2 separate regions of the Homo sapiens genome follow, and region 2 is linked to region 1. Evidence: chromatin contacts called from ENCODE Hi-C or POLR2A ChIA-PET data. All regions are on one chromosome and are shown on one strand. Each heading gives the region's core, a stretch centred on a gene start or an enhancer-like site at or near the end of the contact. The rest is flanking DNA. Distances are from core to core; before and after follow the strand shown. Region 1 holds the start of RIIAD1 (regulatory subunit of type II PKA R-subunit domain containing 1). Region 2 holds the start of MRPL9 (mitochondrial ribosomal protein L9).

Region 1 (6,331 bases), core at 3,414-5,913:
GCAGCTGGCATTTGAGAGGACCCTTGAAGTACACATGGGATTGTAGTAGGCAGGATGAGGGTTGAGGGACAAAAACATTCCAGATCCAGGGAAACAGCAAGAGCAAAGGCCCAGAAAGAGAAACAGTTTGTGTTCTATAGACTATGACTTCCTTGAGAGTAGGAAGTGGGTTGTAGACACCTTTCTATCTTGAGTCCAAAAGAGCACTCAAGAGGCATCTGTGCCTGAGCTCCATAGGGTCAGCAGAATGAGCAGAAATGTGGTCTGGCTTGAGTGAGGGACGCATGCAGGGAGTAGTGGGAAACAGAAGAGGTTCTATTACGGAGAGCCTTGAATGCTGGGGAGGGACATTTATACTCAATCTGAAAGACAATGGAAATAGACAAAACATGGCATAACACATGCTGGAATATTATACAGCAGTGAGAATGGAGGATCTACAAGATACGACTGAGCAAAAGGAAACAGGCACAAAAGAGCACATAGTGTAAAATTCCATTCATATAAAATACAAAAGCGCACAATAAATCCGTGCTAGTAGAAGTCAGGATACTGGCTACTGTTTTAAGGGGAGTGACTGGGAGGGGCACAAAGGATGTGAGGTGTTGGTAAGGTTCTATTTCTTCATCTGAACAATAGTACCATGTGTATTTTCACCCTCTGACAGTTCATCCAGCTTAGGATATGTCACTTTTCAGTATATTTCAATAGAATTTTTAAAAACAAACCCAAAAAAGCAACGTTGTGGAACTACTGAAGATTTTTCCAGCCAAGGAAGGACATGATTACTGCTGTATTTGTAATCCCAGCACTTTGGGAGGCCGAGGCAGGCAGATCACGAGGACAGGAGTTTGAGACCAGCCTGGCCAACATAGTGAAACCCCATCTCTACTAAAAATACAAAAAATTAGCCGGGCCTGGTGGCAGGCACCTGTAATCCCAGCTACTTGGGAGGTGGAGGCAGGAGAATAGCTTGAACTCAGGAGGTGGAGGCTGCAGTGAGCCGATATTGCGCCACTGCACTCCAGCCCAGATGACAGTGGGAGACTTCGTCTCCAAAAAAAAAAAAAAAAAAAAGGCGAGGTGCGGTGGCTCATGCCTGTAATCCCAGCACTTTGGGAGGCCCAGGCAGGTGGATCATGAGGTCAGGAGATCAAGACCATCCTGGCTAACGCAGTGAAACCCCGTCTCTACTAAAAAAAAAAAAATGCAAAATAATTAGCCGGGCGTGGTGGCGGGTGCCTATAGTCCTAGCTACTCAGGAGGCTGAGGCAGGAGAATGGCGTGAATACGGGAGGCGGAGGTTGCAGTGAGCTGAGATCGCACCACTGCACTCCAGCCTAAGCGACAGAGCGAGACTCCGTCTCAAAAAAAAAAAAAATACTTTCTACAATTTCATACCTGGCTATCTATCATATCTGCAGCACAAAACCTGAGGTTTCTGTGTACCTTAAAATAAGTCAGATTCCTACTCTTTCCATTTTTCAGGTCCAAAACTCAAGGTGTTAAGAGTTTGGTACGCTGTATTTACCAATATAGGCTGGAGAATTGTGGCTGAATGGCCATAAATCATTAGGATCTAAAAAACCCAAGTGGGGAGTTTGCTTCCCAGAAAGAACCCTTCAGAGCTTCTTTTGGCTTGGAATGTATCAACAGCAGATATCTGCAGAACAGACAAGGACAGGCACGGTGCTCAGGACTCTGCCCTCACTTCTCCCTTCTTCTTTTCTCATAGGAAGGACCATGTGAGGTGGCCAGCAGGGACAGAAGCTGATTCTGGTTCATCCCGGTACCAATCAAAGGGAACAATGACACCAAACAAACAAAAGTAAACCCTAAAACTTCAAACACTAAACCCTCTGCAAGCTCCACCCAGGAAAAGAGGTCAGAAGAATTTCAGGTAGAGTAGCTTTAGGGACAGCAAAAAGAAAAACCTGGTGGCCTACCTGGCCTTGACAGGAACATGGTAAGAAAGGAAAGGAAGTATCTGGGGCTGTTCCCACAGCAGCCAGTCTCAGATACCCAGGCTGCTCCTGGAAACTGTTCCTGGACAAAGAGAGAATCAAGGCCATCTCTGACAGGTGACTGAAACAACTCATTCTTATTCATCAACCCCAAGCATTCTAATCCTGTTGTTTGTGAGCAATGCAAATGTTGATTTAGTTTCAGCTTTTAACTTCTATCCCCAATCTCTCTGCTGGAACTACTACTAACTTGGAGAGCAAGCTCCCCAGGATAGGAACGATATCATCTTATTTCCCTTTAGAAGAAAAGTTGCAAAAGGTGACGGCCTGATCCTCAGGTCTGATATTGACAGAGGATCCCTAAACTCTCTTTTGCCCAAGGCTTATCCCTGGCCAACCTTCATAACTGGATAGGTTTCAGTTTTCTCTGTTTCCTTCCCCTATCTGCCCTCTGAGAATTTGTTGCCACTTGGAGAAACGTCTATAATATGAATAGTGAGTTTTTTTAATTTTTATTTCATGAGATAGAATCTTGCTCTGTCGCCCAGGCTGGAGTGCAGTGGCGCAATCTCGGCTCACTGCAACCTCTGCCTCCCAGGTTTAAGCGATTCTCCTGCCTCAGTCTCCCAGGTAGCTGGGATTACAGGCACGTGCCACCACGCCTGACTAATTTTTGTATTTTTAGTAGAGACAGGGTTTCCTCATGTTGGCCAGGCAGGTCTCGAACTCCTGGCCTCAAGTGATCCACCCCTCTCAGCCTCCCAAAGTGCTGGGATCACAGGCGTGAGCCAACGCATCTGCCTGGCCAACTTTTTTTTGTTTGTTTGCGATGGAGTTTTGCTCTTGTTGCCCAGGCTAGAGTGCAATGGAGCAATCCCAGCTCACTGCAACCTTTGCCTCCTGGGTTCAAGCGATTCTCCTGCCTCAGCCTCTCAAGTAGCTGGGATTACAGGCATGTGCCACCACGCCTGGCTAATTTTGTATTTTTAGTAGAGACGGGGTTTCACCATGTTGGTCAGGCTGGTCTCGAACTCCCGACCTCAGGTGATCCACCCGCCTCGGCCTCCCAAAGTGCTGGGATTACAGGCATGAGCCACCTTGCCTGACCTCGCCAACTTTTGAGAAGACAAGGGAGGGCCCACCTCTGGCTATAAGCACACAGTCCAGAGGGGAAATGGGGACCGACTGCTTACAGCACAATACAGTGGGAAAACCAGGGGTTTGAATCCTGGTTCAGCAACTTTGGGAAGGTACTTCACCTTTCTAAGCTTAAATTTTCTCACTTATAAAATAAAAATGACAATCACCTGTCTTTTGTGGAGGTGCTGGGAGGATCAGCAAAAGTGTTCCAAGATGCCACACACTGCGTGGGCACTGAGAACACAAACACACTCCACAAGCTCGGAGCTTTGGACCAGTAACAGAAGATTGACAGCTCAATTACAATACAGTGTGGTAAGTGCTAATGTAGGGGAACAGCACAATGCCTGGAGATGGGTGCCATTATAATTATTTAAACCTTGTCTATTTGTCTATAACCAAACAGCATTTGAGATAGCTCTATTGTTTTCATCCACTGATGCTCCGTGATTTATTTTTTTAATTCTCCTTCTTCATCCCATTAGGATATGTTTCCATTCAAGCAAATGCCAGGCTGAAAGGAGGGTGGGGGAAGGAAAGAACATATTCCAGGATACGCTGGTAAATTGTCTTCTCTTCCCCAAGAAAAGAGTGGCTTCCAACCCTTGGAATTTTTCTACAGTAATGTTTTCAAGTAGGGAAGGGCCAACCAGACAACTGATTTTTGTTTTAAGTTCAACTAGTGATTTTGTTAAGCTCCTATGGTTGAGAATAGTGTTCTACACCCAGTGGATGGCTGTTGGGTTTCGCAACGCCAAATTCCCTCTTCCAAGTGTCATAAGGTATGTATTTATCCTTATGGTTAAAGTAAATGAATAGACATATTTTTAAGAATTTAGAGATAACTGAAGGAAACCTCTAGAGATAACGAAGAAAACCCTGCGTGCCACAAATCCCAGAGCCTGGAAAACCACCTACCTGAAGAAACCACTTATGAGCCACTCTACTTCTTTGTGGGTCCTTAGGTACTTTTCGTTAGCAATCCGAGTCTGAATCTGGGGGGCAAGAACAAAGGGTCACTTCCATTAGGAGACAGATTCAGGGTTCAGCCCTGGAGATGTGAAGGGCTGCGGGAAACGGCGTGCGCATTTAACCCAAGTCTTTCCCCAGGATGCTTGAAAGTTTAAGCCACCCATCTTCTTACAGATAAAATATCATTCTGCCGCTTGTTCAGGATGAGGGGCCTTTACTAAGGTCGGATGTGTCTGGCAGTAATTTCGGCCCATTTCTCTGGCCGAGTCCCTGAGTTAGTTCTTCCTGCACTCTCAGATGCCCGTCGCGCTCTGTGCTGGGATCAGACGCCTAGAGGTCCGCCGGGGGTCTCCCCTGCGCCCTCCCCACTTTATCAGGGAACAGGCTCCCGCTCCCCTTCTCTCGGCGGCTCTCTTCCCAGTCTGGGGCCCCAGTCCTGGGGCAGCTACACTTTGGTGGACGCTGGATGGGGGCGCGGGCGCACCCACCTTGAATTTTCGCAGCTGCTCCAGCTGCGCTGCGCTAAGCGCCCCGGGGTCGGGCCGCTGCAGCAAGCCTGGCAGCGTCTCCATCTTGCTGCGGTCGTCAAGGCGACCGGCCGCGAGCCGGCGAGGCCCCGCCCCCGGCCCCGCCCTGCCCCCAAGCCCGGCCCCTTCAGCGAAGCAGGGGCTAGGGGCTGAGGGAACTGAGGGGTGAGCTCCGGGGCGGGGGCTTGGGGGGTGGGTCTCTAAAGGATCGCCTTTCCCGGATTGGGGGACTGATTTCTGGACTTAATTGTATGTGGAATGAGCCCTTTTTGACCCCACCCAACTTCAGGGTTTTTTTGTTAGCTCTAGAGTAAAACAGGAAAAAAGGTCTCCCCGAATCTGCTTCCAGACTCCCTCACTTGGACAGAAGCTAGAGGAAGCCTAGTACTGGGGAAAGAGAACCCAAGCTTCTTCCCTTTCCACTGTCCCAGAAGCCAACCCGTCCCTCTGTCCGGTACACATTCGACACTGGAGCCGTGGATTCTTCAAACAACGTGGAAGCACCCCAGAACATAGAGTGAGCTGAGTTCTGCAAAGGAAGGAACGTTCTGTCCGACTAAAGATGCTGGAAAGGACCTGGGGGACATTCTGCCAGAATTTCCCCCTCTTGGACTGACTTTTTTGTGTAGATTAACTTTCTCTTCACCCTGGGCTCCTCATAAATTCTAAATTATTTTATTCCACTCCCAACTGAATACGGGAGGAGAAAGGGAATTTGGTCTTCAAGATTTGTTCTTCTAGTATCTAATTAAGAAGAGAAAGTGAAACATAAAGCCAGAGAGCTGAAAATAGCCACGAGAAAGGGCATGAGCCTGTCTGTCAATACACACATGCCGAGCTCCTACCCCCACAGAGATCGTGCTCAGCAGAGGCCTTCTGAGAAGCAGGAGAAAAAAGGGAGGCTGTCTTTTCAGATTTGTGAACAACTGCCCTAAGGAGCAAGAAAATACCATGAGAAACAAGCTCAGCATTAGGCCCTGGCCGTGGAGGGGTTATCATTGGTCTGCTTCTGTCCTTTCCAGCAAAGACTGAGGAAAAGAAGTGAAAGTGTTGGCAGTTCCCAAGCCAGGGAAAACCACAAGAAGTAAATTAGGTAGTGGGCTACAAGCCACTTCCCAGGAACCCCATCTTGGTTAGTGATCATTTTGGTTGATTGTCTTTTTTTAAGAGAGAGAGTTAATAGAGTGAGAGAGAGATAAGCTGCCATCTGTCAGAAGTGATTTTTTTTTTCCCGGCAGGAGCAAGAGGTTAACCAGAGATAATGGTTCCTCTTGGCCAAGATCTGTCTTTTCTCCCCATACTCCCTCCAGAGAAGCTGGTGGTGGCACCTCCAGAGCTGTGCCAGCCAGTACAGTCACCACAAGCCACCTGTGGCTCTTGAACACTTGAAAAGTGGCTGTAGGTGTTAAATGTGCAGCAAATATAAAATACACACAGGATTTTGAAGGCTTGGTATGAAAAAAATCTCATTAATAACATGTAATTGATTTACATGTTGAAATAGTATTTTGGATATATCAGGTTAAATAACATTTATTATTAAAAGTAATTTCTCTTGTTTCTTTTTGCTTTTATATATGGCTACTAGACATTTTTAAACCATATATGTGGCTTGTATTATATTAGACAATGCCAGAGCCTGGACCAGCAAACCTACACACTCAAACACACACAGGCATGCACAGTGTTCTCTACCTCCCCACCTCCAAGTAGGAAATGATTGATACC
Region 2 (6,052 bases), core at 2,165-4,664, 42 kb before region 1:
AATAGAGATGAAAACAAGTACCTTTTATAACAACGAGGCAGCATCTTCTCCCGGAGAGTGATCCGGTACTTGTAACAGTAAAGGTAATAGGCGTATGGTGACCAGATCGGGTAGAGGTAGTTACGTGTTTTTCCCCTCTTGATATAAGAAAGGGAGTAGACAGAGGGGCGACACCTCTTACAAGGCAGTTTTTCAGTTCAGTGCCTCCCTGTGGCAAAGTGAAGTTCACAGGTGGGTGGCAGAGGTTTAGGCAACCTGGTGGCATTGTGACCCAGTGGGCACTATGACATGGATAAGGGGTCAGCCCTTATGTCACCTCAGGACTCCACTCTGCTGCTTATCTACCCTAATCCCTTATCCAAGGCTCATATTCGACTAGTATGCATGTTATGGCTGTATGAATGATTAAAAAATAGAACTTGAAGACTTCTGTACTGGTTGGCCAAAAGCCCTGCCTGAGCACTTGTGCCCACCCACCCTGCTCCTCTGTGGACACTCCCCTTCCCCCAAAATCCAGCAAGTAAAGAGTTGGTATCTGACTCTTCCAAGGCTCTGATCCAGTGGTGACCTGATTAGTTGGTTCCCAGTTCATACCAGTTGAGTATTTTTATTATCATCCCTACCCTTAATAACCCAGGATCCTTGTAGGGTAGGAATTGCAAACTAATTGTCTAGGCCCCTTCAGGGGCCTAGACAGCTTATGGAAATTAGTGGAGTGGCAGGGTAGGGCTGTAGCAAAATAGGAAAGCTCACACGTTATCTAAAGGAAGTCCACACAACTCAATTCCATCCAGTTCCATGCAAGAATGCAGACTTGATGGTGCTGTATCGTATGATTTTTGAACAGAAACTGGAAAGACAGTTTTGTAGTAAATCTCACCAATTTTAAAAAATATCGACTACTGGGCCGGGCACGGTGGCTCACGTCTGTAATCCCAGCGCTTTGGGAGGCCGAGGCGGGCGGATCACGAGGTCAGGAGATCGAGACCATCCTGGCTAACACGATGAAACTCTGTCTGTACTAAAAATACAAAAAATTAGCCGGGCGTGGTGGCAGGCGCCTGTATTCCCAGCTACACGGGAGGCTGAGGCAGGAGAATGGCGTGAACCCAGGAGGCGGAGCTTGCAGTGAGCTGAGATCGTGCCACTGCACTCCAGCCTGGGCAACATAGCGAGACTCCAACTCAAAAAAAAAAAAAAATCAACTACTAAAAAATTGTTGATAAAAAAACAACATTGTAAGCAAAATTTGGTTCTGGGACTGCCACTTTGAGACCTCTGCATATTTATCCATTCAACAAATATTTATTGAGGGTCTACTATTAGCCAGGCACTATTCTAGGTGCTTGAGATGATACATCAGTGAACAAAACAAATCCCTGCCCTATGGAACGTATCTTCTAAAAGTGAGAGGACAAACCTAGAAAATAAACATAGTAAATTGTTTAGTATGTTAGAAGGTAACTGCTATGGGGTGGGGGGAATAGAGCAAGATAAAGGAAGATAAGGAATGTGAAGGGGATGGGTCAGGGTTACAGTAAGAAATAGGGTGATCTCTCACTGAAAAAAACTGACATTTAATTAAACACTTGGAGGATGTGAGGTTGTTAACCAAGCCAGCATCTGAGGATAAGAGCATCCAACGCAAAAGCAGCCAGTGCAAAAGCCCTGAGCAGGAAACGTGCCTGGTGTTTTCAAGAAACAAGGAGGCCACTGTGGGTGGAGCAGTGTAAATTAGAGAGGAGCTAATGGGGTCAGAGTATGTATGGCCTTGTAGACCATCTGATGGCCTTTTTCTTTTACCTTGAGTAAAGGAGGAAGTCATTACAAAGTTTTGGGTGGAAGAATGACATGATCTGACTTATGCTTTAAAAAGATCATTCTGGCTGCTATAAATAAGCTACATAGAATTATAAACTGTAGAGAATTAAGGGATATCTTTTAGGGGACTATTGCAGTAATCCAGGAGAAAGTAGTGTCTTATTCCAAGGTAGAGCATTGGAGGTGGTGACAAGTGGCTGGATTCTGGAAATACAAGTGCTCCTTGACTTAAAATAGGGTTATGTCCTGATAAACCCATCGTATGTTGAAAGTATCATAAGTTGAAAATGCATATAATACACCTACCAAACACCATAGCTTAGCCTAGCCTATCTTAAACATGCTCAGACAACTTATCCGACAGTTGGGTAAAATCATCTAACACAAAGCCTATTTTATAATAAAGTGTTGAATATTTCATGTAACTTATTGATGTCCTACTGAGTGCACATCACTTTCACACCATCACAAACTCAAAAATTGTAAATCCAAGTCAGGGACTATCTGTAATTTAAAGGTAGAACCCACAGGATTTCCTGATGGAGTATGAGAGAAAAGAGTTAGAATGGAAAGAATGGAGTTTCTGTCAACTGAGAGGAAAAAGGCTGCAGATGGGGCAGTTTTGGGGGCGAGGGGGGAATAAATAAATTAGTTTGGGACAGTTAACTTTGAGGTGTCCTTTGGATACGTAAGAGGAAAATGACGAATAAACAGTTGAATATTTGAGACGAGTTTGGGAGATGTCTAGGATGGAACTAGAAATTTGGGAGTCATTGGCTTATAAATGGTATTGTAAGCCACGAGACTGGATGAGATCAACAGTGAGTGTATACTGAGAAGAGTAAAGGTTCAAAAACGGAGTCCCGAGGGCATTCTAAGAAGCGGGGAGAAAAGGAGAAATCAGCAAACGAGACTGAAGAAGACCGGTGTCCAGGAGGCCAAGTAGTGTATTTAGGAGGAAGGAGGACTGGTCAGTATGTTTAAGGGCCAGTCTTTCCATAATCTCTGCCAAATGGACCTTCTTTCATCCAGTTTTTATGGTCTTCTGTCCAGTACTGAGACCCTCCCCAGAGGGAACTGTCGCGGCCTTACCATAGTTGCTTTTTTTTCTACGGTTTACATAGCTTGTGATTTAGAATTCTCCTTTATTAGCTTAAATACTGCAGTATAATGATTAAGGGTCAGGCTCCTCCTGGAGCTGGCAGAGTTTTCCAAGGGATCCCATCCTTTACCACTTTTAGGTAGATTTGAAGTAAGGAAAAGTGAGAGCATCATTCATTCTCCGGTCAGTATCCAGTCATCACAGAACGTTAGAATTAAAAGTTAGCCCAGCAACTGGAGCTACAGCAAAGCCCACACTTTCAAGAGGAAGAGCGTCTTTTCCGGCGTCAGTCCACCTAACACTCATTCCATTATCAGTCAGTAATTCTAGGCGTCCGTCACCTCTGCCAAAAAGCAAAAATAGGCAAGCCGCGGTGCCATCTGTTCCCCGGCCCGCTCCCCATACTTTCGCTCAGCCGTACCGGCGCGCCGCAGGCAGCACTGGCGGGGGCCTTTCCTGCCGCCGACGCCGGGGTCCTCCCTCAGGTCTCATTCTGTGCCTGTGAACATGGCGGCGCCCGTTGTCACGGCCCCGGGCAGAGCTCTGCTGCGGGCGGGCGCTGGACGGCTGCTTCGGGGAGGCGTCCAGGAGCTACTGCGGCCGCGACATGAAGGGAACGCCCCTGACCTGGCCTGCAACTTCAGCCTTTCTCAAAATCGGGTGAGGGCTGAGTCTGGGGTAGGGGGTAGATACGCTCGAGTATTGTTTCTGGAGGCGCACTGGGACCTGGAGGGGGCCGATGTGGGGGTGGCGGGCTTTCCTTGAGGGGCTGGCGGCCGTGGTGGAGGGAGAGGGTGTTCCTTGTGGAGACTAGCTTACCGTCGCTTTCCTGGCCGCCAGGGCACGGTCATCGTGGAGCGCTGGTGGAAGGTACCGCTGGCCGGGGAGGGCCGGAAGCCGCGCCTGCACCGGCGACATCGCGTCTATAAGCTGGTGGAGGACACGAAGCATCGGCCCAAAGAAAACCTGGAGCTCATCCTGACGCAGTCGGTGGAGAGTAAGGCCCGGGCCGAGGCGCTTCCTCTCAGGCTGGTCCGGTTTGGCATCAGCTTTTTCTAGCCCGTCCCCCTCAACTATTTGCCTTGCTTTTTCTTTGTGGAAACAATCCAACTCTATATGTGAGAAGAGGAAGCCATAAAAACTATTGTGATTGTGACACTGGCCTCCAGCATTGAAAATTAAAACATAAAGGCAGCAACATCATTAACAGTGTGTGGGGAGAGGAGCCTGACAATTTGTGCCACAGATACTGAAATCCTCCATGGGACGACAACTCCCTCTATACAGGGGATATTAAATTTATACATCAAGTTCTAAAGAAACTAATTAGCAGTCTCTTAAATCTTGTTCCTAGTGAATATGAATTAGCATTTCTTTTAGGAAAAATAAGCACTGTGAGAAACTAAGAGGTGCTTCTCTTTTTGACATCTTTTCTTTAGGGACTCCTAGATGGTTCTAATTCCCCTGTCTCTGTTCTAATTGACAGATGTTGGAGTCCGGGGTGACCTGGTCTCAGTGAAGAAATCTTTAGGCCGGAATCGACTCCTTCCTCAGGGACTGGCTGTATATGCATCCCCTGAAAACAAGAAGCTGTTTGAAGAGGAGAAATTGGTGAGCTCAAAGGAAGGACAGAGAGACTTGGGGAGATAAAACTTCTTTTCTCTTGCAGCTTCCTTCCCTTTGACATTTAACTTAACTTGAAAATGAAATAGGAACTAGAAGAACAGGAATGCAGAAGCCCAGCCAATGTCCAACATAGGAATAGTTTGATGCTATTTAACATGGGCTCATTTTTCTTTTACTGCTTTTCATCTTTAACTTTCTTTTCTAGCTGAGACAAGAAGGAAAATTAGAGAAGATCCAGACCAAGGCAGGTGAGGCGGTGAGTAGAAACATAAAAAGTGTTTATTTGTCACAAGACTTACCAACCTCACCCTGAGAGTCTCCCTGATTCCCTTGAGGTCTCCTGATTGCAGACCCAAGAGTGGGAGAAAGGGGAAGTGTTGTGGCTGCCCCACAAAACAGGTATGGAGACCTCTTGGGAGATCCCTGATGTGTTGGGTGAAGTGCCTTAAAGTACCAAGGGAGGTCCCAATCTGGGAATCAGGGAACCCATGGAATAGTCTGAGATGAGGGCTCTGCCTTCAAGGATATTTACGTACAAGTTGGAGAGAACATGGACACATGAGAAGATAATCAGTACAGGCACCCGCCACCATGCCCGGCTAACTGTTGTATTTTTGGTAGAGACAGGGTTTCGCCATGTTGGCCAGGCTGGTTTCAAACTCCTGGGCTGAAGTGACCCACTTTGGGAGACCCACCTTGGCCTCCCAAAGTGCTGGGATTACAGGCATGAGCCATCTTGCTTGGCTTGCATACCCTGTGACCCTGACATGTTTCCTCTCCTTTGACTCAAACTCATAATTCCTTTCAGACAGTGAAATTTCTAAAAAGCTGTCGCCTGGAGGTAGGGATGAAGAACAATGTCAAATGGGAGCTGAACCCTGAAATAGTTGCCCGCCACTTCTTTAAGAATGTGAGTGAGTGTTCCCAAAAACCACTCTACCCCTGAGGTGGAAGCTGCCTCTGGAAAGGAGGCCTGGGATTGATCCCTTTGTTAGGAAGGGGTGTGATCATCCAGTTGTAGTTAAGGAAAGTATTCTTGGTTAGTTTGCAGGAATATGGGAAGGAAATGGCTAAGGACTAAGGATGGTCACATAGAATTTGAAGACTGATAGGAAAAGGTGGTGGTTTCCATTTATTTCCTGTCTACCTAGGGAAATGCTGGGGATTTGTGACTCACTGGAGAATTGTTACTTTTGTGGATGAAGTGGTTTTGGCCTCAAGCCCTGTTTCTCTTTGTGAATCTACCTCCCTTTCTGAGAAATCAGAATTGAATTTCTCTACTACCGTCTATGAAGGTGTATGCCCTTCTCTCCCATGGAATCAGCCAGAGTAGACACCCCAGTTTTATTCATCCCTGTGCAGGGAATCCTGTAACCCTCTTTATGAGGTTCCCTAGAGTGGCAGTCATGAAAACAGAGTTCATTTGAGCTGAGATTTTTTTTTTTTTTTTTTTTTTTGCAGCTTGGTGTTGTGGTTGCCCCACATACATTAAAGTTACCAGAA

The links. A loop is a pair of places that touch in the nucleus more often than their neighbours do. ChIA-PET counts read pairs that join two places held with the same protein, here RNA polymerase II (POLR2A). Pooled maps may share reads with other maps.
Region 2: a loop to region 1 is called in a map of B cell, with 5 times the contacts of the local background. The contact joins the promoter of MRPL9 here to the promoter of RIIAD1 in region 1. A Hi-C loop is called at or near these places in 4 of 168 maps with a recorded cell type or tissue (B cell, naive thymus-derived CD4-positive, alpha-beta T cell and natural killer cell), 7 of 37 single-sample maps with no recorded cell type and 12 of 50 pooled maps. POLR2A ChIA-PET finds 5 or more read pairs at or near these places in 11 of 52 experiments (CD4-positive, alpha-beta T cell, H1, HEK293T and 7 more).

Annotation. Positions count from the first base shown.
Region 1 is chr1:151,719,854-151,726,184 of GRCh38, reverse strand. RIIAD1 (regulatory subunit of type II PKA R-subunit domain containing 1) reads right to left here and starts at 4,663. Exons shown (of 5, transcript NM_001144956.3): 1 at 4,565-4,663; 2 at 4,023-4,099. The coding sequence starts at 4,648. RefSeq lists a silencer at 4,709-4,778.
Region 2 is chr1:151,760,858-151,766,909 of GRCh38, reverse strand. MRPL9 (mitochondrial ribosomal protein L9) reads left to right here and starts at 3,414. Exons shown (of 7, transcript NM_031420.4): 1 at 3,414-3,583; 2 at 3,764-3,920; 3 at 4,410-4,534; 4 at 4,755-4,805; 5 at 5,358-5,459; 6 at 6,011-6,052. The coding sequence starts at 3,431. OAZ3 (ornithine decarboxylase antizyme 3) reads right to left here and starts at 255. Exons shown (of 5, transcript NM_016178.2): 1 at 22-255. The coding sequence starts at 188. It also overlaps a transcript of TDRKH not described here. RefSeq lists an enhancer at 3,264-3,643.